Regions from separate parts of the Homo sapiens genome. Here regions 1 and 3 are each linked to region 2. A link is an interaction called in ENCODE POLR2A ChIA-PET data of the cell type or tissue named here. Cell type or tissue: A673. All regions are shown on one strand. Each heading gives the region's core, and the rest is flanking DNA. Links, peaks and the distances in the headings are about the cores only.

The links. ChIA-PET counts read pairs that join two places held together with the same protein. Peaks named below come from ENCODE experiments on the same cell type or tissue, not always from the same donor. Only the 100,000 strongest peaks of a DNase experiment are listed, where the experiment ranks them.
Region 1: POLR2A ChIA-PET joins it to region 2 with 10 read pairs; 6 of 35 experiments call an interaction of 5 or more read pairs at or near these places.
Region 3: POLR2A ChIA-PET joins it to region 2 with 11 read pairs; 3 of 35 experiments call an interaction of 5 or more read pairs at or near these places.

Annotation. Positions count from the first base shown.
Region 1 is chr12:49,926,715-49,936,756 of GRCh38, forward strand. LOC124902930 (a long non-coding RNA gene) reads right to left here. Exons shown (of 2, transcript XR_007063302.1): 2 at 4,110-6,359. Among named protein-coding and RNA genes, the nearest start is that of AQP2, 19 kb to the right of the region's middle. In A673, for the core only: no CTCF peak of the experiment used is centred there; no DNase peak of the experiment used is centred there.
Region 2 is chr12:50,045,514-50,055,555 of GRCh38, forward strand. No RefSeq gene overlaps it. Among named protein-coding and RNA genes, the nearest start is that of ASIC1, 7.1 kb to the right of the region's middle. RefSeq lists an enhancer at 5,471-6,399. In A673, for the core only: no CTCF peak of the experiment used is centred there; a DNase peak (open chromatin) is centred at 5,188; H3K4me3 peaks cover 324 bases; H3K27ac peaks cover 1,669 bases.
Region 3 is chr12:50,236,829-50,246,870 of GRCh38, forward strand. The region is part of intron 2 of LIMA1 (LIM domain and actin binding 1); the gene reads right to left. Among named protein-coding and RNA genes, the nearest start is that of MIR1293, 7.6 kb to the left of the region's middle. In A673, for the core only: no CTCF peak of the experiment used is centred there; no DNase peak of the experiment used is centred there.

The sequences.
Region 1 (10,042 bases), core at 1,058-9,057, 120 kb before region 2:
ACCATAGAAATGTTTTTCCAATAACTGAGGAAAATATGATATGGGGATATTTCCTTAATTTGCAAAGAAACTCATACTAATTAATATGAAAAAACAATTATTTTAATTGCTAATACTTAATGATCATTTACTATATGCTAGACACTATTTTAAGTATATGGATTATTTCATTTAATTCTCACAGTAAGTAACCCTATAAGGTAAGTGCTATTATTACTATCTCCATTTTATAGATGAGAACACTGAAGCAGTTTTTTCTAAAGATAGCTGCCTGGCACAGTGGCTCACATCTGTAGTCCCAGCATTTGGGGAGGCCAAGGCAGGTGGATCACTTGAGGCCAGGAATTCAAGACCAGCATGGCCAACATGGTAAAACCCCATCCCTACTAAAAATACAAAAATTAGCTGGGCGTGGTGGCACCTGTAATCCCAACTACTCAGGAGGCTGAGGCAGGAGAATTGCTTGAACCCAGAGGCGGAGGTTGCAGTGAGCCAAGATCACGCCACTGCACTCCAGCCTGGGCAACAGAGCAAGACTCCGTCTTGGGGAAAAAAATGCAAAAATTAGCCAGGCATGATAGTGGGCACATGTAATCCCAGCTACTTGGGAGGCTGAGGCAGGAGAATCGCTTGAACCTGGGAGGCATAGGTTGCAGTGAGCCAAGATTGCGATTGCACCACTGCACTCCAGCCTGAGTGACAGAGCAAGACTCCATCTCAAAAAAAAAAAAAAAGCCAAAGAATATATATTAGGTTGGTGCAAAAGTAATTGCAGTTTTTGCCAATACAAGTAGTTTACAGAAAGAGAAATATCAGTGGCCCATAAACATGTAGAAAGATGTTTAATAGCACTCATAATTCAAGAAATGCAAAATAAAACTAAAATTAAACATCACTTTTTCACCTTTCTGCTTGGCAAAAATGAAAACATTTGCCAATACTCAGGGATGGTGAGAAAAACTACTTATATAACTTATATAACTGTTCCTCTGTAGATTCTGAGTTCTATCCTAGTAACAGTTCATGTCACCAAAAAACTACACATTAGAACCACCTTAGCTTAGCTGCCCAGGAAAAATGCCTTCAGCCAAGTTCCATTTTAATGTTATACGCTTGGCATCTCTTGATGGTTGGCAGAAGAAATGACCACATGAAAAGCTGCATTTTTTTGTCCTGGAAAAACCACCACTAAAGGCATTGTAATCTACATTGAGTATATAAGGAAGGGCCCACACAATAAATTATCTGCAGTATTTACTACCAGGAAAGATTTACTTTCTCCTGAAGACCTGATGTGTTATTTTGCCATACGATGGTAATCATATAAACCTCTGTTTCTCGTTTCTCCTTGGCTGCTAAGAAGCTCAAAAATCACATCTGATGATCCACTCTAGTGACAACATAGCCAGGGCGATTGGCATCTGACTTCTCAACCCAACCTGACCTCATATTAGCTTTTTTCTTTTGTCTCCTCTCCCCTTCCATTAGTTTCTCTTCTTCCACTTGCTGTTTAGTTTTCTAATTCTAGCTTAACAAAATTATTATAAATGTGTGTTTTTGGAAGCTATTTCAAAATCTTTTGGAAGTAGATAGGATATGTTACAAATAGTCAAACTCCCTTAGTTTATAGATGAGAAAACTCAAGTTCTTTAGAAGTTAAATGACTTATTCCAGTGTTAATCAGCTTATATCTGTGTGCACATGTGACTCTCACTTTATTGTAAGTGTCTTAGAATTATATTTATCTCTGAGACTCTGGTGGCCAGCTTTGAGCCAAGTACATGGTAAATTGTCAATGTATATATATTGGTTGAAAAAATTCTAAGTGCTGTGAGGAAAGGGACATTTTTGCAGGGGATAAGGTCGTAGTAGGTGCTCATGAGAACTGAATTCACAACAGGGCGTGGCCTCAGCCTCTGGCCTCACCCCACCACACCCTAGCATCTCCACCACCCAGGAGTCTCAGGGCTGGGCTTCATGCAACCCATCTGCCCTACACCTGCCCGCACTCTGCCTTTGTCTCCACTATTCCACTTTGGCCCTCTTGCCTTGTCCAGTGAGTTTCCAAATATTTCTCTTTTTTTTTGAGACGGAGTCTTGCTCTGTCACCCAGGCTGGAGTGCAGTGTTGCGATCTCGGCTCACTGCAAGTTCCACCTCCTGGGTTCAAGTGATTCTCCTGCCTCAGCCTCCAGAGAAGCTGGGACTACAGGTGCCCGCCATCATGCCCGGCTAATTTTTTTTGTATTTTTAGTAGAGACGGGGGTTTCACTGTGTTAACCAGGATGGTCTCGATCTCCTGACCTCGTGATCTACCCGCCTCAGCCTCCGAAAGTGCTGGGATTAGAGGTGTGAGCCACCGTACCCAGCTGAGTTTCCAAATATTTCTGATTTCACCAGCGGGGGAAGACTGGCAGGCTCCTATATCCTCGAAGTATCCTGCCATGAGATGCCTGCAGAGTGGGGAATGGCATCACCTTTCCAACCCTGTGCAGCACCCAGTGCGAGCTGCTTATTAGTGGGAACTGGAGAGGAAGAGGAGGAAAAGGAGGACCCATGGCCATGGCTTTTTCTGTCCTTGTAACCCTCAACTGATATGTATCCCATACTTCTTGGTTGGGCAGAGGGGAGAGCAGAGGTTGACAGGTCACATTTCCCTCAGTTTTCCATCCTTCCTTCAGTGCTGGGAGAGAAAAGCATACGACATAGACAGGGAGGTCAAGCTCCACCACGCAGATGAGGTGCAGGCCACCAGTCTTCCTCTGCCACATCTCTTTCTGAAAAGGTAACCCTGCACCGCCTTCCCATTGGCTGCCACCTTGCATCCCCTACCCACAGCTCTCTACCTTGCTCTTCACCTGAGCTGCCTCTAGAAAGAGAGCTGAGGTCTGGGCAAAGCCTTCTGACAGGCTTTCTTGGGCAGGGGAGTTGGGGCGGAGGGATGAACGGTGGGAGGGAGAAGGACCAGATTTCCTGGCCTGACAGGCAGCCTGTGCTGAGAAACCATGACTGAGTAAGCCAAGCTTTGTTGGCCGCACCTGCCAAGCCACAGGGTGCCTCAGGCTTGGAGCATCCCGGAGCCAGTTACAACCCAAGACTTCAGCCTTCTGGAAGGTGTTGGGTCAGCCACCCTGAAGGACGATCCTGCCCAAGTGACATGCTTTGCTCTTCCTTCTCACCCAGGACTTCACATTCACCCTTGCAATCCATGTGGGGACACTGTTGGATAGGAGGCGTGGTCCCAGCGTGGTCTCCCTGTCTGGGCCTCTGCCTATGCCAAATGTTTGCCTTACGCTGCACACTCAAGAGGTTCCATGTATACAGATGGGAATTCCAGAGCTACAGAAAAGGCAGCAAGCACCATGATTTAAGCTAACCAGTGTGGATTCACACCTTCCTCTCTCTCTATCAGTGGCAGAACTACCAGCTAGAGTAAGAAGTGGTTGATCCAGGACCTAAACATTCTGGAAACTCTTGCCCACTTCTGGGAGAAATGACCCAATCCATAGTACTAAGCACACCTTAACTTTCGTAGGACGCAGGCAAGTTGTCATACCGTGTGCCTAAATATAGAAAAATGATCCACTGGACTAATAAAGTGTTAAATAAAATATGTCCTGACTGTCTACTTTGACAACATACTTTCATAATGACAAAACTTAAAAATGTATAAAGCTATGGTTTTTATATAGTTGAAAATTGACAAAACAGAAGACTAAATTTACTTATTATTGCACATGATGGGCGGGCTATGTTTGGTTGAGTAATAAATATATACATCATAATTTTTTTTTATTCAACAAAATTTGCTTTTCTTGCCTTTGTAATAGCAAAGCCACCAATTATGCAGTTATAATCACAATTTTATATAATTTTTGTCCTGTTGACAGTCATACTGAATTAGATAACTTTTTTTGAGTCATTATAGTTTTTAGTTTTTTATCAATTTCACTGTGGAGAAATTGTGAATTACACTCTGCGAAGGCTGGAAATTATCAATATAATTCTCAAAGCAATACTTGGATACAGAACTAAACCATGGATTTTATATGCCACGTACAAACTAAATAATGGGATGGTGTATGTTAAATTGTCACTCTCACAACAAAATTACAAAAATGTTTTTATTTCATCATACAAAGTGCTATCCTGTACATCATGAAAATTTCTTAAAGCAATATCAAACAAGTCTCAAGCTTTTTGAGGTTGGAACTCCTTTATACTCTTAAAAGTTACTGAGGACCCCAAAGACCCCTTTTGAGGACCCCTTTTGTTTATATAAATTATAACTATCAATTTTTGCCAAATTAGAAATTAAAACTGATAACTTTTAAAACCCAACACACAAGCACACATCCCATTAGTCATCAGAGTGATGGTGACATCACACACTGAGTAACTTCTGGAAAATTCCACTGTACACTCGTGAGAGAATTAGCCTGAAAAGGGCAAATGATATCTTAGCATTACAGGTTAGGTATCCCTTATCCAAAATGCTTGGGACCAGAAATGTTTTGGTTTTCAGATGTTTTCTTTGAATATTTGCACATATATCATGAGATATCTTGGGATGGGACCCAAGTCTAAACACAGAATTCACTTAGGCTTCATATACACCTAATACGCATGGCCCAAAGGTAATTTTATAAAATATTTTTGATAATTTTGAGCATGAAACAGTTTTGTCTGGATTGTGACTATGACTTGTCACATGAGGTCCTGTGTGGAATTTTCTACTTGTAGGGTCATGTTGAGTCTCAAACAGCTTGAGAATTTGGAGCATTTCAGTTTTTGGATTCTCAGGTTAGGGCTACACAACCTGTATTAGGAAAATGATTTTGACCCCCACAGACTCCTTAGAAGAGCTCAACAACTCCCAGGAATCCTCAGACCATACTTTGAGCACTGCTGCTGTAGAGTGATGGAAAGAACTGGTACCATGCTGCTACATGTTACGTCTAGACCTATAAACGTGCAAAAATATAAGAGTTAATGAGAATCATTCTTACAAAACAGTCCTCAAATGCCACATGCAGGTTTTGTGAATACTGCACTAACTCGTGTATGTCCAGGACCATGAATTGGAACAGGAAGAAATACAAGAATAGGGACACTTGGCATTTCTGGGAAAGGATACTTTGTTAGGTAGGAGTCTATTACATTCATTGGATCTGAGAAGAAAGCTTGGATGAGCTAATTCTGAATCCTTCCTGTGCCCTGCCCTGAAAGCAGTGTTGTCTCCCATGTGGCAGTTGTACAACCTACAAACCTTCCCAGCATTAGGGTTCCAGAGCTTTTGGCTTCGAGAACATAAGGTAAGAGGTGTGAAGAAGCATTTCCTTGGGGCCTGACTGGTGTTGGTCATGAGAGTGAATGTTTGGGTCCAGGCAGTGCTGTGTCCTGGGAGTCACTGGTCCGTCAGATGTCTCTGCTGTGGATATACGTGATATGGCAGAGCCCTCTAAAGCACTGGGCCAGAGCAGGAGCCCCCTGGCCTGCTTCTGAGTGCAGTGCTCCTGCATAGACTTTAGGACACAGAATCACAAAATCTCAGTCTCTGAAGGGACCTCGGTGGCCAGCCAGCCAGCCCACCACGCAGGTAGCAAATCTTCCACATGTGGTAGCAGAAGTGGTCTTGCTACGGAGGTAAGAAAGCTTAAGCTTCAGGGCCCGGCTTGCGTGGGCTCTTCTAGGACTTTGGAATAGGCCCTAGCCATGCATTCACATGGCCATATATTTTCGTATATTTTATAATTTTTATTTTTCTTAAAGAGCTCGCCGCAAGTTGTATAAGCTTCAGGAACCACACAACCCGAACCCACCTCTGCATAGCCAGGCTCTTCCTTGCCAGGCACTTCTCTTGAAGGAACATTGAGGTTTGAACCAGAAGAGCTGGATTTGAGCCACAGCTTTGTACGGACTAGCTATGTGACTTTGGAAATAATAACAACAGCTGACATTTATCAAGCTTTACTACATGTCAGTCACTGTGCTAAGCTTTTGCATGCTTCATTGCGTGTAAAATTCAGAAATGCCTTTCGACCTCTCAAAGTGTCAGTTTTCTCTTTTGTGCAATGAAAAGAACAACATCAATGTATATTTCCCGCCTCAGTTCTGTGCATGACCTGAGGGCGGGCCCTGCCTTAGTCACCACTGTGTCCCCATCACCCAGCCCAGTGTCTGGCCCCCAACTCAGTGATGTCGAGGAGGTATGCAAGTGCCTCATGGCTGTGCTGACAAAGGCAGTCATCACGTGCACTTTGGAGGCTGGCAGCTTAGTAGTGTGAGCTTGAAGGTCTTTTCTCCTGAGGTCAGAATCTCCACCATTTCCAAATCTAGAAACCTGGGTAAGTTGCTAACCTGTAAAAGGGAGTAATAACACTGGTAACTACCTCCTAGGACTGTTCGGAGGATGCAGTAGGTAATCTACCTAAAGCACCTAACACATGACACATAGAAAGTATTTAAGACATGGTAACTATTACTTACTAGGCAGGCAACTTCACTTTTGGACAGACAGATTTATTATAAAACACCTCCTACCTTGGCAAGGGCAAGGGCAAGGGCAAGGACCGTGTCTTGCCTAGATTCTTTTTTTTTTTTTTTTTTTTTTTTTTTTTTTGAAATGGGGTCCTGCTCTATCACCCAGGCTGGAGTGCAGTGGCACAATCTTGACTCCCTGCAACCTCTGCCCCCCGAGCTCAAGTGATCCTCCAGCCTCAGCCTCTTGAGTAGCTGGGATAACAGACCCACACCACCATGCCTGGCAAATTTTTTTATTTTTATTTATTTATTTATTTATTGGTAGAGACAGGGCTTTCACCATGTTGCCCAGGATGGTCTTGAACTCCTGAGCTCAAGTGATCCAGCCGCCTCAGCCTCCCAAAGTGCTGCGATTACAGGTGTGAGCCACAGCACCCAGCTAATTTCTCTTCTTTTTTAAAATATTTGTTTCCAAATTTACCATGATAACCATGAATTACTTTTTTATTGAATGTCTTAGTCCATTTTGTGTTGCTATAAAGGAATACCTGAGGCTGGGTAATTTATAAAGAAAAGAGGTTAATTTGGCTCATGGTTCTACAGGCTGTACAAGAATCATGGCACCAGCATCTACTTCTGGTGAGGGCCTCAGCCCACTTCCATTCATGGGGGAAGGCAAACAGGAGCTGGTGTGTCTGGAGATCACACGGGGAGAGACCAACTGAGAGGAGAGAGAGCCAGGCCCTTTTTAACAACCAGCTCTCGCAGGAACTAACAGACCAAGAACTCCCCGGTTACCGCACCAAGCCATTCATGAGGGATCTGCCACCGTGACTCAAACATCTCCCATTAGGCCTCACCTCCAACACTGGAGATCAAATTTCTTTAAAAAGAATTTTTTTTTTTCTTTTTAGTATCTTTTCTTCAGACCAGAGGGGATCAAATTTCAGCATGAGATTTGGAAGGGTCAAATATCCAAAGCATTGCACTGAGACAAAATTCATATAATGTAAAATTTACTCCTTTTGTTTTTTTGTTTTTTTGTTTTTTTGTTTTTGAGACTGAGTCTCACTCTTGTCACCCAGGCTGGAGTGCAGTGGCACGATCTTGGCTCACTGCAAGCTCCGCCTCCTGGGTTCAAGTGATTCTCCTGCCTCAGCCTCCCGAGTAGCTGGGATTTACAGGCATGTGTCACCACACCCGGCTAATTTTTGTATTTTTGGTAGGGACGAGGTTTCACCATGTTGGCCAGGCTGGTCTCGAACTCCTGACCTCAGGTGATCCGCCCACCTCGGTCTCCCAAAGTGTTGGGATTACAGGCGTGAGCCACTGCGCCCAACCACAAATGTACCCTTTTAAAGTGTAATTCAGTGGTCTTTAGTATATTCACAAAATTGTGCAACCATCACCACTACCTAATTCCAGAACATTTTCATCACCTCCAAAACAAACCCCACACCCATTAGCAATTATTTCCTGTTATTCCTCTCCCTGGCCCCTGCAACCACAACTCTACTTACTATCTCCGTGTATTTGCCTACTCAGGATATTTCATATAAATGGAATCATGAAATATGTGACCTTTTGTGATTGGCTTATTTCACTTAGCATAATGTCTTCAAGGCTCATCTATGTTATAACATGTGTCAGAATTTCCTTCCTTCTTAAAGCTAAATAATATTCCATTGTATGGACATACCACACTGTGTTTATCCATTCCTCTGTTGGTGGACACTTGAGTTGTTTCTCCCTTTTGGCCACTGTGAATAATGCTGCTATGAAAACTGGCATACAGTGATCTGCTTGAGCGTCTGTTTTCAGTTCTTTGGGGTACCCTAGTAGTGGAAGTGCAATACAGCAATTCTATATTTAGCTTTTTGAGAAAATACCACATTGTTTTCCACAGCAGCTGCACAATTTTACATCCCCGCCAGCAATGTATGAGGGTTGTGATGTCTTCACATCCCTGTCAATATTTGTTAGTGTCTGTTTTTATTATAGCCATGATAGTGGGTGTGAAGTAGTATCCTATCGTGGTTCTTATTTGCATTTTCCTAGTGACTAATGATGTTGAGCATCTTTTTATATGCTTATTATTATTAGCCATTTGTATCTATATTTTGGAAAAATAACTATTCACATCCTTTGCCCCTTTTTAAATTGAGTTGCGTTTTTATTGTTGTGTTGTAAGAGTTCCTTAGATATTTTGGAAACTAGATCTTTATCAGATATATGATTGGCTAATATCGCCTCCCATTCTATCAGTTGTTTTTTCATTTTCTCGATGGTGTCCTCTGAAGCACAAAAGTTTTAAATTTTGACGAAGTCCAATTTATCTTTTTTAACTTGTACTTTGGATGTCTGAATTGCCTAATTTGCCTAATTAAAGGTCGAAGAGACTTACCTCTATGTTTTCTGAGAATTTTATTATTTTTATTTATTTAATTTTTGTAGAGATGGCATCTCACTATGTTGCCCAGGTTGGTCCTGAACTCCTGGCCTCAAGTGATCCTCCTGCCTCAGTCTCCCAAAGTGTAGGGATTACAGGCATGAGCCACCAAGGTTGGCTGTGTTTTAGGAGAGTTTTAAGTTTTACCTCTTACACTTAGGTCTTTGGTCATTTTTAGTTAATTTTTGTTTAGGGGTCCAGATTCACTCTTTTGCATGTAGATATGCAGTTTCCCAGGATCATTTATTGAAAAGACTACTATTTCTCTTTTTTCCCATTACCCTGGCACCTTTGTTGAAAATCAATTGCCCCTAAATATATGGGTTTATTTCTAGACTATCAATTCTATTCCATTGATCTATGATATCTATCCTTATGCCAGTTACACACAGTCTTGATACAGAGTATGAATGTAGCTTTGTAGTAAGTTTTAAAATCAGGAGCCGGTGTGGTGGTGCACACCTCTAATCTCAGCTACTTAGAAGGCTGAGGTGGGAGGATCTCTTGAGCCCAGGAGTTTGAGACCAGCCTGAGCAACATAGCAAGACCCTGTCTCAAAAAAAAAAAATTAAATTAAAAATAAAAATAAATTCACGTATTTGAAAGTGGCAGAACCAGGTGTGACCCCAGGACCCTGCTATAAACAAAAGTTTTAAAATCAAAAAGTGTGATTCCTACAACTTCATTCTCCTTTTTCAAGATTGCTTTGGCCATTCTAAAGCACGAATTACTTGCATAGAAGGGAAAAAATATGTTGCTATTAACAAAATCCTGCATATTCATGTCATTCCAAACCAAATGCTATGTCCTCTAGGGAACTTTCCCCAGGCTCACCATTCGGAATATGCCTTCCTCTGGACATTTCGTTAGTATGCCTCTTATAGTGTCTTGTATTCAAATGAGGCTGCTGGGATCTCCAATCTTATTGGAAGGTAAGCTTGTTGAGGGCAGGGGTCTTGTTCACTTGAAAGTATTCCCCAGGCCAGGCACGGTGGCTCACGCCTATAACCTCAGCACTTTGGGAGGCCGAAGTGGGCGGATCACCTGAGGTCAGGGGCTCGAGACCAGCCTGGCCAACATGGCGAAACCCCATCTCTACTAAAAATACAAA
Region 2 (10,042 bases), core at 1,111-9,110:
TGGGATTACAGGCATGAGCCACCACGCCCGACCAGGACTCATCTTTTCTGAAGGTTTATCCCTGCGATGATCACCACAAGCCCCCTAATAAGACCCCAGTGCCAGGGCTTTTAGGCCTGGCAAGCCATAATAGGGACTAATTATATAGAAAAATCTCTTCAGGCAGCCAGGTGATAATGGGTAATATGGGGGCCAAGTTCTCTTGCAGTAGGGTAACCAGGGGGAAAAGGTATTAGACAAGGAGTCAAGATACCAGGATTCTAATCCCAGTTTTGTCACTAATCATGCCTGTGATGCTCTCTGGCCTCAGTATCCTTGTCTGTTAAATGATAAAGGTGAAAGATGGATTAGGCCATTTCTTTCTTTTTTTTTTTTGAGACGGAGTCTCGCTCTGTCAGCCAGGCTGGAGTGCAGTGGCGCGATCTCGGCTCACTGCAAGCTCCGCCTCCCAGGTTGATGCCATTCTCCTGCCTCAGCCTCCTGAGTAGCTGGGACTACAGGTGCCTGCCACCACTCCCGGCTAATTTTTTGTATTTTTAGTAGAGATGGGGTTTCATCATGTTAGCCAGGATGGTCTTGATCTCCTGACCTCGCGATCCGCCCACCTTGGCCTCCCAAAGTGCTGGGATTACAGGCGTGAACCACCGCACCCGGCCTGGATTAGATCATTTCTAAAGACCCTGCCAGTTCCATAAACACATGCCTGTAATCCCAGCTACTCAGGAGGCTGAGGTGAGAGGATCCCTTGAGCCCAGGAGTTCAAGTCCAGCCTGGGCAACATAGAGAGACCCTGTCTCAAATACATGCATAAATAAGGGGAGGAAGGGAAAAAAGGTTAATACTTACATAGATAACGTTGCAATTTATACCAATTTTTTTGTTTGTTTTGTTTTTGAGATGGAGTCTTGCTCTGTTGCCCAGGCTGGAGTGCCATACTGCGATCTTGACTCACTGCAACCTCCACCTCCCAAGTTCAAGTGATTCTCCTGCCTCAGCCTCCTGAGTAGCAGGAATTTACAGGCATGCACCACCACGCCCGGCTAATTTTTGTATTTTTAATAGAGATGGGGTTTCCCCATGTTGGTCAGGCTGGTCTCAAACTCCTGACCTCAAGTGATCCTCCTCCCTCGGCCTCCCAAAATGCTGGGATTACAGGCATGAGCCACTGCACCTGGTCAAAAATTTTAAGGTAAATATTATACTAGAAAAAAAAATAGGTCGGTCATGATGGCTTACACCTATAATCCCAACACTTTGTGAAGCCAAGGCAGGCAGATCACTTGAGCTCAGGAGTTCAAGACCAGCCTAGACAACATAGTGAAAGCCCGTCTCTACAAAAAATACAAAAATTAACCAGGTGTGGTGGCATGTGCTTGTAGTTCCAGCTACTCAGGAGTCTGAGGTGGAAGGATCACCTGAGCCTGGCAGGTTGAGGCTGCAGTGAACCGTGATTGTGCCTCTGCACTCCAGCCTGTGTGTCAGTGTGAGATTCTATCTCACAAGAAAAAAAAAAAAAAAGGAAGAAAGAAAGAAAAAGAAAAAAAGAAACTTCTATAATTCTGCTTCCCAGGAAAAGGGTGGAGGTTGAGCAGAAGGTGCTAGCTGCACTAGAAAGCTGAGGGCCACATGGTTAAGACAGTAGTTTCGTTTTGCAAAGGAGAGTCAAGCCTAGTCACAACAGGGTACCTTTTTTCTGTGCATTGTAGGAACCTAGGGCCACCCCAACCTTCCTTTTCTGCACCTGGCCAGGCCCCAAGTACATGAACTTAAAATTGCCAGCTTCCCCTCACACTCATCAGTGCGTCCAGTCAGCCACCATCTGCAATTTCCCCTAAGATATCCCTTTGTTTCATCAACCACTAAGACCTACAGCCCAGGTGTGTCCCAGGAGACATTCTAACACACCCAGATGGTTCCCACCTAGTTCAGGCCTTCACCACCTCCCTCCTGGGCCTCTGTAACACACTCCTGGGCCTCTGTAACTGTTCCCTTGCCTCCCACCCTCTCAGCCTAAGGGACATTCCTCCTCTCCTGTTCTTCTCCCATGTCTTTGGCCAATCTTTCTCAGGTCCCTTTGTCTTTCAGCCTCTTATCTGCGTCCGCTTTCTGTTTACCCCTTAAATTTTGATGAAACCCCGAAGGTTTCCTCCTTGACCGCTTGTACTAGTAACATAACAAAAGCCAAAACAACTAGGACTTAATGGTGCTTATAAGGTACAAAGGACTTCACGTGTTTTCATTTGATTCTATGAGGTAAGCTATTATCCCCCATTTAATAGAAGTCAATTTTGCCTTCATGGAGTGTCTGAAAACTGTCATTTCCTTTTTATTTCCATTGCCACTGCCCTAATTCAAGCTCTTAATACCACGTCTTAGACCCTTGCTTCAGCACCCTAGCTGACAATATTGTAGGTCTTAGTGGTTGATGAGAAGGAAGGGATGTAGTTCCAGTTAACCAATTGACCAAGGGCTTTCGACTTAAGTGAACCAGACCAGGCTCCACTGAGAACAGTGGTTACGTGGTGGGCTGTGCTGTAAAGATAAGGTACTCAAAACTAGAATTATTTGGAGAAAAGATTAGGGTCACACGCACACAAAACTAGAACCTATGATTGGTCTGAGCATAAAGAGGACAATTTCTGATGAAATAGGTGAAGAGCTGCATAATGAACTCCCCGAAAAATCTCCTTGGAAGCCCCACCCTGCCAGGATTTGTGTGCCCGGTCCCAAACCATCCCAATCAACTCCTTCTGCAGCCTCAGCCTGTTGGAGAAGGTAAATCTCTACTCCCTAGTTTAAGTCACAAAAAATCCTATCTCTGAAAAGAAAAAAGAATAAAAATAAAGAACATAATATTAGAAATATTAAACAGAGAAATTTAAATTCATAATGGGTGGGTGGATTTTTTTTGCAATAATTGTATTGTATGTTTCGTCTGCTTTTAAAGGTGTTTAAACCTTATAAGCGAAACTGAGGCAGGAGAATTGAGGCCAGGATTTCGGGCAATATAGAAATACCTGTATTGCCTGATTGACCTGTACTGACCGACCTGTATTGGGCAATACAGCAAGACCAACTTGGGGAATACAGCAAGATCTGGTCTCTACAAAACATACAAAAATTAGGCAGGGCGCGGTGGCTCATGCCTGTAATCCCAGCACTTTGGGAGGCCAAGGCGGGCAGATCATGAGGTCAGGAGTTCGAGACCAGCCTGACCAACATGGTGAAGGTCCATCTCTACTAAAAATACAGAAATTAGCCGGGCGTAGTGGCGCACACCTGTAATCCCAGCTACTCAGGAGGCTGAGGCAGGAGAATCGCGTGAACCTGGGAGGTGGAAGTTGCAGTGAGCGGAGATTGCCCCACTGCACTCCAGCCTGGGTGACAGAGCTAGACTCCATCTCAAAAAAACAAAAACAAAAATTAGCCAAGAGTTGTGGCACATGTCTGTAATGCTAGCTACTTGGAAGGCTGAGGAGGGAGGATTGCTTGAGCCCAGGAGTTTGAGGCTGCAGTGAACTATGATTGTGCCACTGCACTCCAGACAGGGCAACAGAGTAAGGTACTGTCTCTGAAAAAAAAAAAAAAGAAAGAAAAGAAAAACAGATTTATGAAGAGTTTGATATTTGATTTCATTTGCAATCAATGTTTAAATATTTGAGGAAACATAACCTGCTAAATTTCTGAGTTTTGATTTATTGGTTGTATAAATAGTATGGGAGTATTTGGGGAATATTACTTGAATAGAGATTAATAAATTGGACATCAAAGTACAAAAAATAACAAACATTTTTTTCCATACCCAAAAGCACCTGAGGTGTTAAAGAATTTATCCTAAGCTTCCTGTCTCTGATTTCTGGGTCTTCAATTGATCCCCATTCTATTGCTTGCATCTCTGTGACTCTATTTCCTCATCTATAAAATGGGATGATACTACCTAAGAAGGTTGTGAGGATTTAATAACTCCTTTTGAAGCACTTACTACAATGCCCAGCACATACTTGCTAAATAAATGTTGGCTGTCTTTATCTTATCCCAGTACTACCTTGATTATGCCACCTCCTGCTCAAAACCATTTAATTGCTCTCCAGTAACCCCAGGGCAAATCCAATTTCCTTTATACTTACGTCCTCACCTCTTCCTACTTCTCAGCCTTGGCCCTCACTATTTATTCCCTGCCACCTCCAGCCAACCAGACAGATTAAATTCCTCCCTATGCTTCACCCTGGTCCCCCATCATCAACATTTCTTTCATACTATCCCTCCACCTGAAATGCCTTGCCTCCCTCCCATGCCATTATGGCCATTGCAAACTCCTATCATCCTTCAAAACCCATCTCAAATATCACTTCTTCCAATATGCTTTCATGGTCATCTCCAACTCTCTCCTGCCTCTGAACTCTTTAATAGTACCTCTTTCTTGGCAAGCATCGCATTCTTTCTTGCATCAGAGCCAAACACCTATGTGTCTGGTCATCCCTGCTGACCCATAAGCTCCTTGAAGGCAGGACCCACTTCTGATTGATCTTGGGAAACACAGGGCTGCCCAGCCCAAGGCCTGGCATGTAATAGGTGCTCAGCTAACAGACGGTGGATTCTACTAGCTCTGGGTAGTTGTGTCATCTAAGCAGAAGCAGCAGGAACCTGCAGGTTTCCCAGGCCACCCTCACTGACCTGTGTAGACTATGAGGGTACAGAAAACCAACGAAGCCAGCAGTCTGTACATGCAGGGTCCACCGAGCAGATGGCAAGAAGACGGCAGAGCCAGATTCTAGGAGCATGTGGAGCTGTGTGTGCTCAGCTCATCAACATTCTCTCAGACATTTAGCCCCTCAGTCAGTCAACATTTTTTTTTTTTTTTTTTTTTGTCTATTCTGTGCCAGGCACTGTGTGAGGTGCAGCGGACACCAGCCTGGTGTCCGTTCCCAAAGAGTATGCCTATGTGCCCGGAGCTCCTGTGTGTGCACATACATGTGCCCACGTGCAAGCCCCACACGGCCTGGAGTTCCAGCTCCCGACAAGCTGAGCCTCCTGTGAGCCGAGGCTGAGAGGGCCGCCTATTACCCTGTTTCCAAACAACTCCCCTTTCTGCGCCAGCGCCGCTGCCTCTCCCGTCTGTTTGCCCCTCGCCGCCTCCTCCCTCTGTTGGGGCTGCCGCTGATGATGAAATTTGGCTTGCAACAACCTCTTCCTCCCCTTCCTGCAGGCCTGGGAGAGGATTAAGCCGCTGGAGTCTGAAATCGGAAAGATCCCAGCTTCTGCTCCCCAGCACCTCCCCTCGCCCCCTCCCCCTCCCCGCCCATGCAAAACTAGAAAATTAATCTCCCCTTCTGCCTGTGATATGGCGGGCTGCATTACAAGCTGGGCGTCGAGATAAAGCGGGGAGCCGCGGGACGGCGGCCCAGCGCCGGGGCCCCGGGTGGGGCCGGCCAGGGAGATAAGGGCCTCCCAGCCCCATGAATTATTCACCGGCACTGCCTCCTCTGGCTGGGCGGCCGCCCTGGGCGCTGAGATTGCGTCTTCCAGAGGGGCCTGGGTAGGGTGGGAGGGGGGTCCGTGGGGAAGGGCAGCAGGCTGTAGAGGGGTCTTCCTATGGGGGATGGGGAGAGGGGAGGACTGTACTTAGCTGGGGGACAGCTCAGAGACACAAGCGCCTTGAAAAGCCAACTGATGCAGGGGAAGAAGGTGTCCCCAGGCCCTGGGAAGCCCAGACCCAGCCAGAACCCCCGCAGGGGTGCTCCTTATTATACAACTCATTAAACGCTATTGAGAGGCTACAATAGCCAGACTCAGGCCAGGTCCCAGCACCCCAGAGCTAGAGAGCCAGTCCCGCCTGAGGGCGCCCTCAATACAATGCACCTACCGAATGCGGGCTGTGTTTGGACCTGGGCGCATTCCTCTCACCAGGCCTGTCTCAGCCACATTTCTCCCCCTCCGTCATCTCCTCTGGTAGTCAAGACAGCCGCTGCTCGCTCTGGGGGAGCACCCCGACTTGAGGGGGTGCAAGAGGAGGAGACAGGACAGATCTGCTCTCAGGCCAGCCAGAGCCCCCAAAACAGAGAAACCAGGGCAGGTGGTGTAGGGGGGAAGTGGGGGTCAGTGCTACCGTAGGGAGATAACCAGGGAAGTTTCCTGCGAGGGGAAATAACCCCAGGCACTATGTGAACCTTTTGTTTCTCTCCTTTCTTGCTTGTTCTCAAAGACCCAGAATTTGAAAGCAGGGAAGGACCTTAACAGTCTCTTCCCTATCTTGAAGTCTCTATCTTTCCATCTCTCCCTACCTTCTCTCTTCTCTTTCCTCTCCATCTGTCTCCACTCCTCCCTCTCACTCCATATTGTGTGTCCATCTGCCCTTTGAAGTTCTGCCTTGGCCCCGATTTCTCCACCTCTCTGTCTCTCTCTTCGAGATGGAGTGTGGCTCTGTCTCCCAGGCTGGAGTGCAGTGGCGCAATCTCGGCTCACTGCAAACCCTGCTTTCCGGGTTCAAGCAGTTCTCCCTGCCTCGGCCTCCTGAGTAGCTGGGATTACAGGCACCTACCACCATGCCCAGCTAATTTTTGTATTTTTAGTAGAGATGGGGTTTTGCCATGTTGGCCAACTCCTGCCCTCAAGTGATCCACCTGCCTCCGCCTCCCAAAGTGCTTTGGATGACAGGTGTGAGCCACCATGCCCAGCCTATTGTCTCTTTAATGATCCCTCCCTTCTGAAGTCTTGACTCCCCCAAATGGCATGTTGACACACAAATTGTAATGTGCCATAGAAGGAAGGTGGCCATCTGCTGTCCCCCAACCCCCTAATTGGGGAGAAAAAAGAAGGGTTCAACATGGTCCTGGATGTGCAGACAAACTGCTGAGACCCAGACAGAGGCAGCAGTATGGGGAGAGAGCCCCCCAGAGATGCACTGGCACAAGAAAGAGAGCCTGAGACACCGAGAGAGCCAGGAATGAGAGGTGCTGGGGAACGGTGAGGACCAGAGATCACTCCTTCAGGATTGCAGAGGCAGACACCTGCCTGACAGGCAACCTGGAACCCATGGACTCCTGTAGCAGATACAGAGCCCCATGTTCATGAACCAGTGGACAGGCACATTTGTTGAGACCCATATTCAAGTTGGAGAGGGAAAGGTGATGAATAGGAGAGGGAGAAGAGATGGGGAGTGAAGAGGGGGCTAGATTAGAAGGAGGAAGTGGGGAGGAGGAAAGGGTGAGTCCTAGAAGGATGGAGAAGACAGAGACTTGAGTGGGAAAAGGGAGAAAAGCTGAGTGGAGGAGGAGAGAAGAGATTAGAGAGAGGAATGAGAGAAAAGAGACAGGATAGCATAAGGTGGGGGAGAAAGGGTGAGGATAGCAGGTAAGTGTGGGAGTGGGGTAAGAGGAGTGTTTGGACTAGTAAAAAGAGAAAGCAGTGGAAAAGATGAGGGTTATGGGTTGGCAGGTGGTGGGGGGACAACGTTGAGTATGGAGGGTGGGGAGGCTGTGTTGCTGGGTCCCATCAGCCTTAGGTCCCCAGCCCCTTCCCAGTGCGTGCTAATTAACTCCTTAATTGTCTCTGCATTTGCTGAGCCGGCAGATGAAGTGGATGCAGACAGATTGGGGCGCGTGTGATTTCATGCACGGGGGAGCGGAGAAGAGCTGCCTGGAAATCCCAGGGGGTCTTGTCCCCCTCTTTACCCTCCCTCTTCACCCATCTCTGAGAGGCTGGAGGGCGCTTCTGCACCTAAAGCAGATGGGGCCATCTGCAAGGGAAGCATCCATGGGGAATTTGCCCCCATCAGCCTTTCAGGGATGATCATAATGCTTGCCACTATTGATGGAACACCCCCTACTGTTTGCTAGACACACATTGTTTCAACAGCATGGGCATTAGCTGGGTTTTATGGTTTCTGGAGAAAAGTGAGACTCAGGCTAGGTTACTTGCCCAGGGCCACACAGCACTGGTGTGACAGAGCTGAGATTTGAACCTAGGTGAGCACAAGGCCAAAGTCCTAAGTGGGCCCTGGCTAGATGCCTCCTGCCAGCAGAAGGAGAAATATCTTCAGGCCTGTTTCCCTCTCAGTCCGTGGTGGGGATAAAGGGTACTGAGGTCTAAGGACTGCAGGGTCCAGAGAAAACGAAGCATGGAGAAGAAGCTGGGAGGATGCTGAAGGAGCCAGTATCCTCTGTCAGGACTTGGACAAGGGGTGGGTGGGCCAGAGAAGCAGAAAGAAGTAATGAGACACTAATCACAGCCCTTGGATCCCTCAAGTGTTATCTTACTAAGGCCCTGCCAACACCAACTTCCTCTTTTCCTCATCCTTGTCCCACAAACCCCTGTCAGAGTGACTGCCCCCCTGCCTCTCTCTGCTGGCAGCCCTGGCTCAGCCTTCTATTTCACTCCTGGCCCTTGCACTAGAGTCACAAGTCAACATGTTTGTCTCTCTTTCCACACTGGGATATTTTGAGGCAAGGACTCTGCCAATCCTCACCATGTCCACAGGGCCAATCTTGGGGCTTGATCCAGGAAAACCCTCGGTGAAGGTTTGCTGCGATGTACAGGGTAGGGATGAGGGGATGTGTGTGTGCAAGGACCCATCACTTCTCAAACGAAGAAGAAACAACAGCATGAGGGATTTAGGTTGTATATAAGAAAGAACTTCCTAAGACTGGGGCCTGTGACACTATGAAACCATAATTCAGACCCATAAGTTCTGAAGAGCAAGGTTGCTCAAGATTGGCTATATGTTAAAGGCCTCAAAAAGTTGGGCGATTGTCCGGGCGCAGTGGCTCATGCCTGTAATCCCAGCACTTTGGGAGGCCAAGGTGGGTGGATCACCTGAGGTCGGGAGTTCAAGCCTACATGGTGAAACCCCCAGCTCTACAAAAGATACAAAAAATTAGCCGGGCGTCGTGGTGTGCGCCTGTAATCCCAGCTACTCGGGAGGCTGAGGCAGAAGAACCTCTTGAACCGGGGAGGCGGAGGTTGCAGTGAGCCGAGATTGTGCCATTGCACTCCAGCCTGGGCGACAGGGTGAGACCCCAACTTAAAAAAAAAAAAAAAAAAAAAGGCCGGGTATGGTGGCTCACGCCTATAATCCCAGCACTTTGGGAGGCTGAGACGGGTGGATCACAAGGTCAGGAGATTGAGACCATCCTGGCTAACACGGTGAAACCCCGTCTCTACTAAAAATACAAAAAACTTTGCCAGGTGTAGTGGCGGGTGCCTGTAGTCCCAGCTACTTGGGAGGCTGAGGCAGGAGAATGGCGTGAACCCAGGAGACTGAGCTTGCAGTGAGCCAAGATCGCGCCACAGCCCCAGAGATTCTGATTTAACTGGTCTAAAGTGGAGCCATGGCATTGCAGTTTTTTTTTTTTTTTTCTGAGACAGAGTCTCGCTCTGTTGCCCAGGCTAGAGTGCAGTGGCACGATCTCCGATCACTGCAACCTCTGTCTCCCGGGTTCAAGCACTTCTGCCTCAGCCTCCTGAGTAGCTGGGATTACAGGTGCGTGCCACCACGCCTGGCTAATTTTTGTATTTTCTGTGGAGGCAGGGTTTCACCATGTTGGCCAGGTTGGTCTCCTGACCTCAGGTGATCCACTCACCTCGGCCTCCCAAAGTGCTGGGATTGCAGGCGTGAGCCACCACGCCTGGCTGGCATTGCAGTTTTATCTTATTATTTTTATTTTTTGAAATGGAGTTTCGCTCTTGTCTCCCCGGCTAGAGTGCAATAGCACAATCTCGGCTCACTGCAACCTCCGCCTCCCAGGTTCAAATGATTCTCCTGCCTCAGCCTCTCGAGTAGCTGGGATTACAGGTGCCCGCCACCACGCCCAGCTACTTTTTGTATTTTTAGTAGAGATGGGTTTCACCATGTTGGCCAGGTTGGTCTCAAACTCCTGACCTCAGGCGATCCACCCTCCTCTGCCTCCCAAAGTGCTGGGATTACAGGAGTGAGCCACCGCGCCCAGCTGGCATTGCAGTTTTAAAAGCTCCCCAGGTGATTCGAATGTGCAGCCTGGGTTAAGAACCAGTGCCTTAGATTCTGCCCTGGTTTGGCTGCACTGGT
Region 3 (10,042 bases), core at 1,119-9,118, 190 kb after region 2:
GCGCTTTGGGAAGTGGAGGCGATAGGATTGCTTGAGGTCAGGAGTTCGAGGCTGCCGTGGGCTGTCATTGTACCACCGAACTTCTGTTTAAAACAAATAAACAAACAAAAAAGGCTAATATGGGACATTGGTGAGGGTATGGGGAAACAGGTTCTGTCTTACATTGCTGGTGGGAAGGTAAATTGGTAAAACCTTTATAGAAGGCATTTTGTCTATGCCTTCTTTAATATCTGCCAAAATTATAAAAGCACAAATGTTATAATTTACCAATTCTTTCTGCTCCCAGAATTTGTCCTATAGATACACTAAAAAAAGATTTTAATATTGGATTATTTATCATAGCATTAAATATAACAGCAAAAGACTGAGAACAACCTGAATGTCCGTTAGCAGAGGAGTGGTAAATTATAATGTATATGTATAATGAAATACTGTGCAGCAACAAAAGGACAAAGGGAAGGTGGTAGTGATTGTACAATAATATGAATGTACTTAATGCCACTGAACTGTGTTCTTAAAAGTGGTTGGCCAGGTGCAGTGGCTCACGCCTGTAATCCCAGCACTTTGGGAGGCCAAGGCGGGCGGATCTCCTGAGGTCAGGAGTTTAAGGCCAGCCTGGCCAACATGGTGAAACCCCATCTCTACTAAAAATATAAAGATTAGCTGGGCATGGTGGCTCATGCCTGTAGTCCCAGCAACTCGAGCGGCTGAGGCACGAGAATCCTTTGAATCTGGGAGGTGGAGGTTGCAGTAAGCTGAGATCACACCACCGCACTCCAGCCTGGGCAACAGAGTGAGACTCGGTCTCAAAAAAAAAAGAAAAAAAGTGGTTAAAATGGTAAATTTTATGTTATATACTGTGTATTTTACCACAGTTAAAACAAAACAGTATGATACTGGCATAAAGACAGATATACAGACCAATGGAACAGAACACACAGCCCAGAAATAAACCCTTACATGTATGGTCAGATAATTTTTTGACAAGGGTGCCAAGACCATCCAGTGGGGAAAGGAAAATCTTTTCAACAAATGGTGCTAGGAAAACTGGATAGCCACATGCAAAAAAATGAAATTGGACTACCATATACAAAAATTAAGTCAAATGGATCAAAGACCTAACTATAAGAGCTGAAACTATAAAACTCTTGGTTGAAACATATGGGAAAAGTCTCATGACACTGGATTTGGCAATGATTTTTTGAAATTTATTTTTTGTCGTTTTTCTTTCTTATTCTTGTTTTTCTTATTTTTTCATCTTATTTTAATTTTTTATTATCTTTTGATCATCTCATCATTACAAGATTTGGTAATGCCTTATTGGAATACAACACCAAAAGCACAGGCACAAAAGAAAAAACAAACTAGACTTCAGTAAAATTAAAAACTTTTCTGAGGCTTGGCATGGTGGCTCACACCTGTAATCTCAGCACTTTGGGAGGCCAAGGTGGGCGGATCATGTGAGGTCAGGAGTTCAAGACCAGCCTGGCCAACATGACGAAACCTTGTCTCTACTAAAAATACAAAAATTAGCCAGGTGTGGTGGTGGGCACCTATAATCCCCGCTACTTGGGAGGCTGAGGCTGGTGAATCATTTGAACCCAGGAGGTGGAGATTGCAGTGAGCCGAGATTGCGCCACTGCACTCCAGCCCTGGCGACAAAGCAAGACTCTGTCTCAAAAAAAACAAAACAAAACAAACAAAAAAAGACAAAAAAAACTTTTGCGCATCAAAGAACACTATCAACAAGCCGGGTGCAGTGGCTCATGACTGTAATCCCAGCACTTTGGCAGGCCGAGGCAGGTGGATCACTTGAGGTCAGTCAAGACTGGCCAACATGGTAAAACCCCGTCTCTACTAAAAATATAAAAATTAGCTGGGTGTGGTGGTGGGTACCTGTAATCCCAGCTATTGAGGAGGCTGAGGCAGGAGAATCGCTTGAACCTGGTAGGTGGAGGTTGCAGTGAGCTGAGATTGCACCACTGCACTCCAGCCTGGGCGACAGAGCGAGGCTCTGTCTCACGAAGAAAAAAAAAATCATGAAGAAAAAAAAAAAGAACATTATCAACAAAGTGAAAAGTTCCCATGGAGTGGGAGAAAATATTTGCAACTCATATTTGAGTTTTAAGTAACAAAAATGAGATAATGTGATACATACTATTCTGCTTCTCCCTTTCTCCATTTCAGAGAGAAATTCAGAGAAGCTGACATTTTCATTCGAGAAATACTTATTGCTGTCTACTATGTTCCAAGCACTAGAGAAAAAGTAACGAAAGAAATAACCAAAACAGACATAATATCTGCTCTCCGATGCTTACAATTTAGACACTAAAAACAGAAGCACACAAATATACATACACATACACACACACAGAGTGGTAAGTCCTTTGAAAAAAAAGAACAGGGTATTATTAAATAACAAAGGAACACAATTGAGAAAGGAAGAGGAAATCAAGGAAAGCCTCACTTATATTAATTAGCCTGATTTGATAATTCTACAATGTATTCATGTATTAAAACATCACATTGGCTGGATGTGGTAGTTCATGCCTGTAATCCCAGCACTTTGGGAGGCTGAGTCGAGTAGATCACTTGAGGCCAGGAGTTAAGACTGGCCTGGGCAACATGGAGAAACCTCGTCTCTATTAAAAAGACAAAAATTAGCCACCAGGCACGTTGGTGCACACCTGTAGTTTCAGCTACTCGGAGACTGAGGTGGGAGGATCGCTTGAACCTGGGAAGAGGAAGTTGCAGTGAGCCAAGATAGCACCACCACACTCCAGCCTGGGTGATAAAGCGAGACTCTGTCTCAAAAAACAAACAAAAAACCATCACATTGGACCCCATACATATGTAAAATTATTCTTTGTCAGCTAAAAACAAATGGATGAGTACGATGGCTCAAGCCTGTGATCCCAGCACTTTGGGAGGCCAAGGCAGGCCAATCACTTGAGCCCGGGAGTTTGAGAAAAGCCTAGGCAACATGGCGAGACCCCATCTCTTAAAAAAAAAATAACTAGCAGGGCTTGGTGGCATGCGCCTGTAGTCCCAGTTACTCAGGAAGCTGAGGTGGGAGGATCACCTGAGCCCAGGAATTTGAGGATGCAGTGTGCCGTGATGGCGCCACTGCACTCCAGCCTGGGCAACAGAGTGAGACTCTATCTCAAAATAACATAACATAACATAACATAACATAACATAACATAACATAACATAACATAACATAACATAAAATAAAAAATTTTTAAAAGGAGCGCCTCACTGAGAAAATGACCTGTAGGCTGAGATGTGAAGTTTGACCAGATGAAGTTAGCCAGACAAAAGGAAGGGAGGAAAGCATACCAGGAACAGAAAAACACCATGCATAAAGGCCTCAAGGCAAGAAAGTGTCTCATGTATATAGGGTGCACAAAGAACTCTAGTGTTGCAGAAGCTCACTGAGAGGGGAAAGGGCAGGCAATGAGGCGGGAGGCAGGGATGGGCCATGCAGGTAATGCTAAGGACTTTGAATTTAATGGTAGGATGGTCACTGATTCAATTCGTGTTTTTAAAGAGTGCTCTGGAGTGTGGAGAATGGACTGGAGGGGCTGAGAATGGAGGTGGCATTAATGAGAGATAATGCTGGCTGGGCTGCAGAGATAATGGCACTAGAGATAAAGAAAAGTGAATAGATTTGAGATATATTTCGAGAAAGAATCAGTAGGGTAGTAATCAGATGGGGAAGAGAGAATGATTCCTAGGTTTCTGGCAGCTGAGTCAATGGAAGTAATGCTTCCTGGGACGAGGAATTGTGAAAGAAGAGCAAATTTGGAAACGGGGAAGATCAAGAGTTCAATGCTAGCCATGTTAACTAAAACATCCATTTGGTGGTAGCAGTGATGAGATGCATGTGTCCGGAGCTCAGAAGAAAGCTCTGAGCTAGTTGTATGCATTTAGAACTTGCGTGCCCATGGATGGTATTAAAGCCACAGGAGTAGATGACATCTGCAAGCAGTGTGTAGTGTGAGAAGATGCCTGGAACTCAGTCCTGGAGACTCGAACATTTCAGCAGTCAGAACAAATGATAAGAGAGACTGACAAGGAAGAGAGAGAGAGGGAGGAAGAAAATGATGAGACTGCCAGAGAAGCCAAGAGAAGCAAAAATGTGGGAGGGAAAAAGTGGTGAGAGTTCATGTAAGATAAAGGCCAAGAAACATCCCTTTGATTTAGCAACATGGAAGTGTTTGGTAATCTTGACAATCCTCTCTCATTATAATTAATTCACCCATATTCCTTTAATGGGCATTTGGATTGTTTCCAGTTTTTCACCATTGCAAATAACGCTTTGGGGAATGTCCTTTTACGTATATTTTTCCCACTTGTACTAATATATCTGTCTAAGAGATTCCCTAAAAGTGAGAATTCAGGGATACAGTGGATTGTAGCTATTATAAAAAGGAACTTAGAACTGGCCTTGAACTTGCGTTTCCACACCCCTTGGATAATCATCTACAGTATATTACAGCAATAATACAATATATGAAAACTAGAACCAATTGGCAGACAGGTTTATATTTAGCCAACTGTTCTCCAAGGCAAGGTATTTACATTGTGGTTAGTTGAGTAAATAAGCTCAGAGGTTCCCTTCCCTTTAGTGTCTAATAGAAACATAGATTAAAAAAAAATCAAAATAGTTCCCATCTTTAGCCTTGTCCTTTTAGCATGGAGGCATCTGTAAGACCAGGTGTATACACCAAAGGCTGTCTTTAATCCTGTTCTCAAACCCCTACTCAAATATCTCCACCTTTTATTTGTAATGAAGTTCCTGCTAAATAGTAGATAACAGGGAGAAAGGCTCTACACCACCTCTTTCTTCCAAGTTAGATCCCTGGTACTTTTATATTTTGTACTCTTAGATTGCCACAAGACTGAGGCTCAATACTTCTGAATTCCGTGTTCAGGCCTCAGACTTTTCTCAGAGGCCCTTACAGCAACTAGCATTCTTCTGACACAAAATGTGAAGGACACAAAATGGGGGCACCATTTTGAAGATCCAAATTTGAGAAAATAAAACATTTACAATAAAATTTCTGTAATTAAAATTTTGTTCCTCTTTCCTTCCCAGATTTTTTTTTTTTTTTTTTTTTTTTTTTTTTTTTTTTTTTGCGGTCCAGCCTCCTTTTCTTTACATAAGGAATTTAATCTTGCAACAGCTCACTAATGCTCAGCTGTGGGGCAGGCAGCTGATGGAGGACGCTAAAATTATCTGGGGAGTAATAACAGTGTCTCAAATTTTTCTAGGGCCAGAAAACAGAGTTCCTGAGCCATGACTCTTGCTTGTATGCCCTCAAATAGAGCAAAGGGAATGCTGAGCCAAAAAGGGAAAACAGAAACTCCCAAGGTTTAAGCAATGTATTTTCTTCTGGAAAAATTTCACCACTAAAATGTTACAGAGAAGCGAAAGAAGAGGAAGTTAACCAGGCTGACTTGAAGGTCAATTTTTTTCTTATTGAAGGAAGAATAGTCACAGAAAACTAAATATGAACGCTCTTTGTTTTTTTTTTTTAAGATAGGTTCTCACTCTGTCACCCAGGCTGGAAGGCAGTGGTGCAATCATAGTTCACTGCAGCCTTGAGCTTCTGGACTCAAGTGATCCTCTCTACCCGGCCTCCTCCTGTTTCCTGGAACTAGGAATGGGTAAAGTTATAACAAAAACAGGAGAAGCTGTGATAAGGTAGAGGCATGCTGGCAGGGGGTTAGGTTAGGGATCTTCATGCTGTGATCATCAATTCTACCATCTTGGTGTATGACCTTCAGTCATAATTGCTAATCCTCAAGCTCCTAATCTGTCAAAGGAATAGGGCAAATGCTAGCCAGACCAGTGGTTTCAAGCTCTGCTAGCTGCAGAACCCTCTCTTCAAATGCTGTCTTACGCAGAACCTAACCTTTACAAGGGATCAAAGCAGGATTGCTGGAATGGAAAATCTAAAGAGCTGGGCCTGGGATCTGGGACTGGGATCTGGGCCTGGGATCTGGGCTTGGGTTTAGCCCTTAGGGTGTTCCAGTTGTTGGAGAACTGGCCCTGAGATTCCTCTGAAGACTTCAATTAAGATAGTTTAAAAACTACCAGGCTAGATTCTCTTTAATTCCAAAAATGTATGAGTCAAACAAATTCCACCCAAAGAGTCAACTGTTATCAAATGAAGGATCATATTATGCTGAAGTCAGTGGTGAGTGAAACCAAAGCTAGCTATTCAAATGGATGTATCAATAGGAACTTCTTACCTCAAATTTAACGACTGTTATAGAGGCTTAGTCAGAGAAATAAGCCTGCAGCTATAAAGGACCATGGGACACAAGCTCTGATGCTAGAAAAAGTACTCTTCTATACATATAAACACAAAATGCACTGTTAACAATTAGAAAGTAAAGCTGACTTATCTACAAACATCAGCTAGATTAAGCTTCCTCCAAACAACAATTTCATATTAATCTCTGATCAGAGACCTCCTAAGTTTTCCTACTGTTTTTAGCTAGGCTTGTATAGGACTCACTATTTGCAAACCCCATAAATATAAAGCCACTAGGTGTTGGAAACAGACATTAGTATATGCTTTGTGGAAAATAGTCCTGTAGTCTACAGCCATACCACCCTCAACGCGCCTGATCTCAACTGATCTCGGAAAATAGTCCTGCAGTCTTCTTTGGGAAGCTGCAGTGAGTGAACCTTACAAACCTTAAGTAATATTAGCAACGTGTTTCCACTGAGTATAAAACCTAGAACAGAAATCCAGGCTGATTCCCTGGTTTTCACTCCTTTCAGTATATACCACCACCTGTCCTACTTCTATGCCTTTACCTCCTGTTGCTCCCCTTCCTCTGGAATGTCTTCAGCATTCTCCAAGCCTACCAAATAACTCTATTCATCTTTCCAAACCAGTTCCATGTGTTAAGCACATCAGAAGAAAAATATGTGACAGGAACAAACTCAAATATTAACTTCAGCAGGTTACTTCCTTTACCTCAGTTTTCTCAACTATAAAAGAGGGGTAAAGCCCCTTCCTCATATAGTTTTTGTTAGGATTCAAAATAGTATATATTTTATATATTTCTTTTTTTTTTTCTGAGACGGAGTCTCACTCTGTTGCCCAGGCTGGAGTGCAGTGGCATGATCTTGGCTCACCACAACCTCCGCCTCCCAGGCTCCAGTGATTCTTCCACCTCAGCCTCCCAAGTAGCTGGGATTACAGGCACGCACCACCACCGCCCAGCTAAATTTTTGTATTTTTTTGTATTATTATTATTTTTTGAGACAGAGTCTCGCTCTGTAGCCCAGGCTGGAGTGCAGTGGCGTGATCTCGGCTCACTGCAACCTCCGCCCCCCAGGTCCCAGTTAAGCAATTCTCCTGCCTCAGCCTCCCGAGTAGCTGGGATTACAGGCATGGGCCACGATGCCCAGCTAATTTTTGTATTTTTTAGTAGAGATAGGGTTTCACCACGTTGGCCAGGCTGGTCTTGAACTCCTGACCTCGTGATCTGCCCGCCTCAGCCTCCCAAAGTACTGGGATTACAGGTGTGAGCCATTGCGCCCAGCCATTTTTTTGTATTTTTAGTAGAGATGGGGTTTCACCATGTTGGGCAGGCTTGTCTTGAACTCCTGACCTCAAATGATCCACCTGCCATGGCCTCCCAAAGTGCTGAGATTACAGGCATGAGCCAGCGTGCCCAGCCAAAATAGTATGTGTTTCTATCAAGGGTCTAGCATGGTGCCTGGCACACTGATTGTAATTAATGGGTTCAGGATTGACAGTTTTGCAATCCTTTCAGCCTTCATGGAGAAAAGACAGTGAACCCAGTATACCATGAGAAGGACCTGTGAGATCCCTCTGCACTTTCTCTCTGCAAGATTAAGAAGGCCCTAAAGATGAAGCCTTTTCCAACCTCTTAACTCTCCTTAGTGCTACTATAGGACCCAAATCCTAATGAGAACTGGCTGGGCTGGACAATGACAGAATAGAGTGGTGAGAAAGGCACTGGGGAAGAGGTGAGAGCCTCACTGAAGTGACTGAGCTGGGCAAGGAAGAAAGTGAGGCCAGGAAGGGGACTGACATCCAGGGCTGGGTGTCCTGGTGAGGTCAAAACACAGGGTCACTGGGAATAAGAGTTAAACAAGTGGAAAAACAGAAGGCTCCAATCAAACAGTAGGTTCTCCAAATGCATCATTTCAGAGAAGGATTCTGAGTGATAGGTTGAGACGGGAGGCAGAGGCATGGGAGACAACATGCAGGTTGCAGAAACAGGGAAGATCAAGAAATTATGAGTCCAGGTTGGGCACAGTGGTTCACACCTGTAATCCCAGCACTTTGGGAGGCTGAGGCAGGAGGATCGCTTGAATCCAGGAGTTCAAGACCAGCCTGGGCAACATAGTGAGACGCTGTCTTTACAAAAATAAAAAATTAGACGGGCATGGTGGTGCATGCCTGTGGTCCCAGCTACTTGGGAGGCTGAGGCAGGAGGACTGCTTGAGCCTGGGAGGTCGAGTCTGCAGTGAACCATAATTGCACCACTGCACTCTAGCCTGGGCGACAGAGTATGACCCTGTCTCAAAAAAAAAAAAAAAAGAGAGAGAGAGAAAAAGAAAAGAAATTATGAGCCCAAAGTATCAGACAGGTCACTGATGTGGACCCAGTGATCCTTTAATGAGGACACCATTGGTGCCAATGGCCCTGGGGGACATTTAGACACATGTGTTAGAATCTTGTTGGGTTTTCTCCCCTATCACTTTTTTTTTTCTTTTTTGGTTGTCACAATGTCATGGGTTCATTTAGAGGAGGGCATGATGATGAATACCCTGCATGGGGAAGATCTGCCTTACCCCAAATGCTACAGCACCCCCAGTGAGAAACACTAAAAAAAAAAAATGATGCTAGAAGCCAGCGTCCCCTGGAGGCTGGCACGCCACTGCAATGAAGGGGAGGATAACAGTGCATTATAGTTAGATGTGAGCCTGAAAGCACATGTCTAGAACTTCAGAAGCAGGCATGAGAAACAATGAATGGGAAACATTATTGGAGATATAGAAGAGTAGCAACCCTGGCCCCCAAAATATTTCAGGGAAGCATGTGCAGAAGGAGCAGGCAGCCAGGCCGGGCGTGGTGGCTCACGCCTGTAATCCCAGCACTTTGGGAGGTCGAGGTGGGCAGATCATGAGGTCAGGAGTTCAAGACCAGCCTGACCAATATGATGAAATCCCATCTCTACTAAAAATACAAAAATTAGCCGGGCATGGTGACATGTGCCTGTAATCCCAGCTACTCGGGAGGCTGAGGCAGGAGAATCGCTTGAACCCAGGAGGCGGAGGTTGCAGTGAGCTGAGATTGCACTATTGCACTCCAGTCTGGGTGACAGAGTGAGACTCCATCTCAAAAAAAAAAAAAAAAAAAGAAAGAGCAGGCAGCCACTGCTCAAACACAGAATGCATGTCATGCATGTCAAGGGAAAGCCAAGTTTAGTTAAAGACAGGTGGGGCTAAGGAGGGTGAAAAGGGTAAGAACGTGGAGAAGTTTCTGTGCAGGACAGGGAGTTTCCAAGTCCCATAATCACATCTCAACACCGTCTGATATCCTTCCCTTTCTCTCTATTCCTGTTCCCCCTTGACCCCCAACAGCTTTCACTTGGGTTCCCAAGAGAGCCTCATAAATTGTCTCCATGTTACCAATCTCTCACCTTTCTAATATAGCTTTACACTGTTGCCAGAAGGCTTTTTCTAAAATACCGGTCTGATCATGTCACTCTCCCCACATGAAAACCAATTGCGTTCCCTGGTTTTCTTACTAAATCCTAACCTTAGCAGAGCATCCGAGGTCTTCCATCTGGCCCTAAATGAATTACACCAGTTCCTTCTCCCTTCTGTATTTTTCCATGGCAGACTGCTTGCTTTCCTATTCCCTTTATTCGTGTTCAGCTTCCATAATCCTTTGCTTCAATCTCCTATCTTAGACTCGACTCATTCCACTTCAAGCTCACTGCTTTGACTCCACAAGTCCATCCCTTCCACTACCAG